Regions from separate parts of the Homo sapiens genome. Here region 2 is linked to region 1. Evidence: chromatin contacts called from ENCODE Hi-C or POLR2A ChIA-PET data. All regions are on one chromosome and are shown on one strand. Each heading gives the region's core, a stretch centred on a gene start or an enhancer-like site at or near the end of the contact. The rest is flanking DNA. Distances are from core to core; before and after follow the strand shown.

Region 1 (3,639 bases), core at 701-3,200:
AGATGAGTTTTTCCAGTTCAGTAGCTGGCTTTGTGGCAGGGGCATGGAAGAGGTGTAAATGTGTAGAGTGGACTGGGCCCCAGTCCACTAGAACTTGTGGACATACAGGAGCTTTCTGTTCTGAGTGAGTGAGAATAGTGGCCACTTTAGGGCAGAAGAAACTTATTTTCATGGCTGAGGCTTCTACACCAAAGATTGATTAATGAGATACAAGCATACAAACTTGCTTAATATAAGTTTTGTGTGACATGGGAGCCTTCATAAGGAAAATGCCCAGAGAAACAGGTAAACTTGTAAATTTGTATGCTTAGGTTTGATGAAGAGTGAACAGTTATGAGGAAGTATGCAAAGACGAAGGGAATGTGATCTAATGGCAATAAACTGGGGGGAGCTTAGCAAGGCCTGTTTGCTCTGATCCTTCTTTGTGTCCCTCTGTCTCCAGGAATAAGAATGTTCCTTTCCTCCAGATCAAGGGAGGATACTTTTGGAATTAGGTTCTTATGCTCTGCTTCAGAGAAGTGTGGGAGAAGGTTAGAGAGCAACCTTCCTAGGCTTTATGACCTGCTCTAAGGGAGAAAGGTGAGAAGAAAGTAAGGGCGACTGTCCTGCTTCTTGTTTTTCAAATGCCAAGGTGCCATATTTGGGAGAAGCATATCCTGAACCCATCACAGGTACATGATTACCTGGAATAAGTTCCTGGGAGTTGGGTACCTTCCTTCTTTCGGTGGTTTCATATCTATGGCCACCTTCCACTCCCCAAACACTCCCTACCCTTCCTCCTTTTCCCCCTATACACATACAGAACATTGATCTGCTTCTTCTGAATGTTCCTCAAATATGCCAGTTTTTTTTGTTACCATAACTGACTAATTTTTGCTGAGTGTCATTTCATTCTTCTCTTATGTATAAGTAAAAGATAAGAGATGAACATTTTATTTTCTCTGTTACTAAGTCCATTCCCTTTTGATTCATCACAAGGCAAAATGAATCTCAAAAATCTTAATGAAGTTGGTAGTTCCAGTGCACATTAAGAGAAAATTATCTTACAGAAAAAATACACATCAACTATTTGGTTAACTGATGAGAAACTAAAGGCCAAGTTTGGAAATTGTTCAAGTTTTCTATGAATATTCATAAATAATTAACTTGCATCTCAATTTAGAACCTAACAACAGTTCATTTCAATTTTTAAAAAATATCCGAGTTAATTATATGCTGAGGTCTCCTTGCTGGGTCCTCTCTCCTAGTGGCAATTGAATAACTGCAGTTGGTGACAATAACCCTGTGTTTCTGTGGCGTTCACCACATTGCGGTGTAGCTGGAGGAAGATACATAATGAAACTCTTTGAAGGACAGCTGGCTTCCTAAGGGGTGCTCTCTCCCTTTCCCTACTCCCAATCTTTTCCTATGGGGGTAAATTCCTTTTGTTCACACTTTTTACTGAAAGTGAAAAAAAAAAGTGTGCAAAATAAGAGGCAAGAAGAAAATAACCTGCCCTAAAGTAAATACATGGTGAAAAACGAGATAGGTTTATCCTGTTGGAATTTTCCATGCCTTCAGAAGCAGATGCTTAGTCCTGTGAGGGATGCAGAGATTGCAAGCCTCCCAGGGTAAAAAAATAAAAAGAAAAAGAAGAAAAAGAAAAAAATTCAGGAAGAACTCAGTCTAATCGGACGAAGGGACCCCTGTACTTTGTGAAAGAAGGCTGCATAGAAGAATCAGAGCCCTGGGCTCTCAGAGGGAGGCCATTCGGGGACTGCCCCTTTTGTCTCCTCGCCTTGTATGGGCTGGAGGATGGAAAAATTGTGGACAAAAGGCCCGAGGAGGGCGGAGGGTCGGGTCTGAACTCTCGAGGCACAGCTCTCAGCGTTATTCACCATGCCACGTTTCCGCCAAATGGTCCTGTCCAGTTCCCAGCCCGGGCCGGGTGCCGACGGCGGGGTAACACTGCCATCTAGTGGCCATCTCTCCCCTGCCAGCTGGCTCTCAGTGCCCTCTTGCTGGCTCGGTCGTTCCCTCACTCCCCCTCTCTCCCTTTCTCTCTTGCTCTCTCTCCTACGCCCCTCTCTCTCTTTCTAAAAAAGGTTTTTTATCCCATCAAGGAAAAAAAAAAAAAACCTGGCTCTTGGAAAACAACCAACTCTCTTGGAACTCAGAGATAATAATCAGTTTCTCTGGGCTTGTGAAATTGGCTCATTAAGCGTGCTTTTTAACAGAAAATATTGGAAGCGATTAAGTCTGCTTTACTGAGTGGGCATGAAATGGCCAACCTTCGGCCACCCACAGCTCCTAGGTGCCTGGCGCCGTTTTATGCATGCAGCGTAATGTCTTTACTTGAAGTGCTGTTTATTCATCACCTGCTTATTTATCTCTTTGCATTTGGCAGGCACATCGATCAATGTTAAACTGTCACACAAGGTTATTTTTCTTTTACATAACAGTATAGGCCTAAGGTAGTGGCATATTAAAAGTAATAACTTTCTAACTTGTAGCTCAAGATGACAGCCCCATTTTTACCCGAATATATTACAGCAAGGAATTCCTCATTCCGTTCTCCCTCCCCCTCCCTCTACTTCACTAGTACGCAGCTCTTCCAAGGTCAAAGGCTTCATTCTGTCTAGCCTCCCTCCCACTTTGCATACCACTCAGCTTCCTCTTCACCTCCAGTTATCTCCACCTTTTAGGCTGATCCGCCCACAGAGAACATTCTGTGCACCTGGTGTACACATCTTGCTTGTCCCTCTTTATGATGGCATTTACCCCTTTGCATAAAGATGTGGGGGCCAGCAGATCTCTGGAAAAGAAGTAAAAAACGACTGCATATGATAGTGAGAATCGTGATGGTCTCATTTCCATCTCCACAGACATCTCACTAAATGTAATAGTATATTTGGCTTTAGAGTTATAATAAGCAACAACAACCACAGACCCTATGAAAAGAATCGAAGGAGAAACATCTGAAAGCAACGGTATTGCTCTGAAGCAACTGGTGTGATTTGAGGCTGTTGAGTCCACTTATTTTCTTCCTCCTTTCTTTGGTTTTAGGTTAATTTGTGCCCAGTTTGTGATACTTCCTTTCTTGGCAATAGGCCAAGAAAATTTTCTTAGTGCAAACAGGTTTTCTTTTTCTTTTTCTTTTTTTTCCCTCTCCAGTCCAGCCTAAAAATGCCTACAGATGGGATAGCAAATCTTTTTAGTATCACATTTCAAAGTGGCCCTTAGAATTTCTTCCTGTCCTTGATCTCTCCTTTTGAATTTCAAGTCAGACTTAGATTCTGTTGCTAAATATGTTTCGGACAGTGGTTCTCAGATACAATGCTTTGATAATCTTGTGTACACAGCAATTAAGTGTCTTAGCATAGCAGACCTTGTTGTGGTACAACTATTCTTGTGACCTAAGGTACCACATCCATTCTGATAGTCTGTCTCTGTGCGCACCAAAATAACTCATCTAGAAAGCAGGAGGAGGGAAGTGTAAGTGGTTAAACAAATGTGGTCCAGTAGACTACTGAAGTACCTGCTTTGGAGGCTCACAAGCTTGGCATTGAATCTGGCCCACCTTTTGGATTTGCTTATGCATTCCTATGCATAGAAAGATGGTGGAATACTGATCTATGGTGATGTATTTTATCATGGGTA
Region 2 (3,349 bases), core at 607-3,106, 670 kb before region 1:
GGTGATGGGCTATACCTGCCAAATAGTAATTGTGAAATAAGTTTTGCTTTACTAAACATGTAGTGAGCTGGATAGAAAGTTGCTTTGGTGATTAAGCAAAAAATAGACATAATTTGGTGTAATCTAACAAATGAGAACCAACCACCTAGTGTTTGCCACCTTCAAGGGGAAGAAGAGAAATAGTACGTGCATATCTTATTCCAGATGGGCCTTCCACAGGGTATAATAAAAATTATGAATCAAGAATTCGCTTGAATCCTTTTTTGTATAGAAGATATGATTGCTATGATAATGCAAAAAAGATTGTTTTTAATGCCAGCATTTTCTTTCTCAGGTAATACAGCAATTCACTGTACGATTTACAATGGTGCATTAGCAACCCAGCAGCAGTGTGATGTCAGAGCCTCAAAAAGACGTATGCAAGAGAAGCAACTGGGCCTGGTTCTGCTGCCCTGGCCCCCAGTCAAGGCTGCTTAAATGTCACCAACTCCAGTCCTGCTCTGTTCCACAGCTAGTCCTGGCTGTGATTTTCTCCCAAATAGGACACAGATATTAACTAAGGTTCTGGAAAGAGGAAGCAAAAGAAAGAGAAAAAGCAAACTACTGAATGCACTAAACATTTTTTTAAAGTTTTATTGAAAGGAAAATAGAGGTTAACTTGAAGGACCTAAGAATTTGTTTTTCTCTGTACAAAGCAAATATGTCAGTTGCATGCCGATGATGCTGGAAGCATTCCGCAAAGGAAACCATCTTTTCTGGGAATACAGAAAGCCCCCTCTGTTGTTGGTGACATTGCCCTCCCTTTTTCCCCCTATTTGTTGCCTTTGTTTTCCTCCCCTGTCATTACCTAACCTCCTAGTACTGCTGTGCCAACCGCAGCACAAAGACACTCGTCTAAAAAGCCTCTGTAGGAGAAAGAGTTCCACCCTACGGAAAAAAAGTGAACCCTCGGGCCACAAAGATGAGGAAAGAGTCAATCTTTGGAAAAGCTCTCACAGACGTGGGTGGCTTTGGCAAGGTCAGCCTTTGGAAGGCGACCTCTTGAGCAGGTTCTCAACCCTAAGGCCGGTCTGAGAAAAGCAATGAGGGGAGTAGAAAAGAACGGGGAGAAGAGAGGGAGAAAAGGGTCGGGGAATGGAGGGTAGGATAAAGAGAGGGTACAGGTAGGGGACAGCGAAGGCGGCGGCCCCTCCTGGGATTACATCTTTCGGTAACCACCCCCGCCCTCCGCACTGGCACTTCGCGCGGGGTCACTGCCCGGCCCCACCTCCCGGGCTGAGTGGCGCGCTCCGCCTGGGTCCCGGAGGCGGTGGCGCAAGGCGAGCGCGCACCGGGGCCGTCCGCTGGGCTGGCCCAGGCGGGGAGGTCCTGACCCCAAGAGGCAACAAACGAGTGGAGGGGCACTGCTCTCCACACTGCTCTGCCGCCCCCACCCCAACTCTCCCCACCCCTTCCCCCTGGCTGCAGCAGCAGCAGCAGCAGCAGCAGCAGCAAACGAACAGAGCCACAGCGTCACCGAAATCCAAGCGGAGCCCAGCTGCGCCGGGGGCAAGAGGAGGGGGCTGGGGCGATCCGGTGGGGGAGGGGGCAGGGGATGGTGGGGGTGCTCCGGGGCCGCCGGGGGCGGGGAGGCAGCGGGGGTGGCGCGCGCGGCGGCCGCCCCGGGCCCGCGGCCGGCGTCACTTACCCGGCCAGGGCGCGGGAGCAGCTCGGCCGACTCCTCGGAGCCCGCGGCGGCTCGGGGCCGGCGGTCGGCGCAGCCCGGGCGCTGCCAAATGTAAACAATCCGCCATGATTTCTTTGTTTAGCTAATTGAACCTGCCGCCGTCTCGAGTCCCAGGCGCTCCCTCTCCCTTCTCTCCCCTTCCCCCCTCGCGCTCTCTTTTATTTATTTATTTGTCTCTCCCCCCACCCCGCCCTTAGTCTTTCCCTCTCTTTAGTCTTAGTAGCTGCTTTTAATGGAAGTCGAGGCAGTTGGGTAGTTGGTGCAGGGAGTGCGGTGGTGGTTTTTATAAATACAGGTAAAATAATACCCAAATTTCAGGCTGAGGTGCAGTTTCTGGAAGAGGAGGAGGGTGTTCCTCTCCTTCCCTCCCTCTTTCCCCCTCCCCCGTTTATTAGAGTATCCTCGGTGGAAAGTGCCAGAAAAATGTGCTGCATCTCTGAGTCACCTTTTCTTCCCGCCGAACTCTAGCACCCAAGTTCGCTGGCGGATTTTGGACTCTGCCAAAGTGCTGAGTTCGTCGTTTACTTTGAAAGCCTGAAATATAACTGATGTCCAACTGCAGGAAGGCGCACGGAATCGCCGCCACCATCCCGGGGGCGAATCACCGCCCTGCAGCCGGCTCCTCAGGGGAGTGACCTCTTGGTGTCAACTAAACTCCTTTAGGGAAATACCCGGTTTTTCCACGCGCGCGTGCGCGCATACGCGCACACACACGATCCAAACTAGCACCAACACAGTGGAAAGCTCCCAGAGGAGCCCAACTGTTCAGCCTCACATTTGCATAAATTATTGGTCCCAATAAAATTGTTGCAGAAATATTGGGGAAGGAGTAGACGCTGAGCCTCGAGTTTCAAACTTTCAGGAAATATTTAGGTCCTGGTGGAAAGAAGGGCTCAGCATTCCTTCATCTGGGTTTCTGTGGGTAGAAATGCATTTGATCACCAGTTTTGACTATGGTTAATGCAGGCATCATTTAAATCCTGTTCTAGGTGAATTTATGAAGAGTTTCAGGGTAATCCGTGGCAGAAAATTTTAGGGTTATGGCTTCATTTATTTAAAAAACTACTCCCCCAGTCTCACTTTTATTTATAACCACCATGTTGATGACACCAAAAATGATTCAATATTTTAATTAATAAGGAGGTTTGAAAGTCATCTACATCTTGCAGTAAAACTGCCTTTTAAGTTATCATCGGGATTAATCTCATTAAAAGAAGTTATTTCCTTAGCTATGCTTATTTCTCTGTGGGGAGAGCACTGTTGAATGGAGTAATGTCACCCTTAGAAGTTTGGACGAACCATTTATGCGTCACATAATGTATTGATCGTATGGGTAAAAGGGTCATCTGATCCAATCAAGAGAACTGAACTAATGAGTATTTACACTAAGCCCAGTCACTGTGGTCGTCTTACCCACTGGGTCAATTAATAAATAGATGTACAAACATTCTGATTAAATATAAAAGAAAGGAATTGTATTGCCAAGCAATCAAAATGACCCCAATCAAATCACCTATTTACACTTAGGTCTAGTCCATTCCCTCATGCAAGTTTAACAGAGGTTATTATCATATTATTTTCCACACTTTTGATTTTTTTTTTTTTTTTTTTTTGGAAACAGAT

Evidence for each region. A loop is a pair of places that touch in the nucleus more often than their neighbours do. ChIA-PET counts read pairs that join two places held with the same protein, here RNA polymerase II (POLR2A). Pooled maps may share reads with other maps.
Region 2: a loop to region 1 is called in a map of head of caudate nucleus, with 4 times the contacts of the local background. The contact joins two enhancer-like sites. A Hi-C loop is called at or near these places in 1 of 168 maps with a recorded cell type or tissue (head of caudate nucleus), 1 of 37 single-sample maps with no recorded cell type and 4 of 50 pooled maps. POLR2A ChIA-PET finds 5 or more read pairs at or near these places in 3 of 52 experiments (GM12878, WTC11 and activated CD4-positive, alpha-beta T cell).

The regions. Positions count from the first base shown.
Region 1 is chr2:57,758,327-57,761,965 of GRCh38, reverse strand. No RefSeq gene overlaps it. Among named protein-coding and RNA genes, the nearest start is that of VRK2, 290 kb to the left of the region's middle. RefSeq lists a silencer at 306-506 and an enhancer at 1,778-2,072. Within about 2 kb of position 1,950, at least 2 of the 41 ENCODE cell types and tissues checked have a DNase peak (open chromatin) inside an H3K27ac peak, as active enhancers do.
Region 2 is chr2:58,426,803-58,430,151 of GRCh38, reverse strand. No RefSeq gene overlaps it. Among named protein-coding and RNA genes, the nearest start is that of LINC01122, 92 kb to the left of the region's middle. Within about 2 kb of position 1,856, at least 6 of the 41 ENCODE cell types and tissues checked have a DNase peak (open chromatin) inside an H3K27ac peak, as active enhancers do.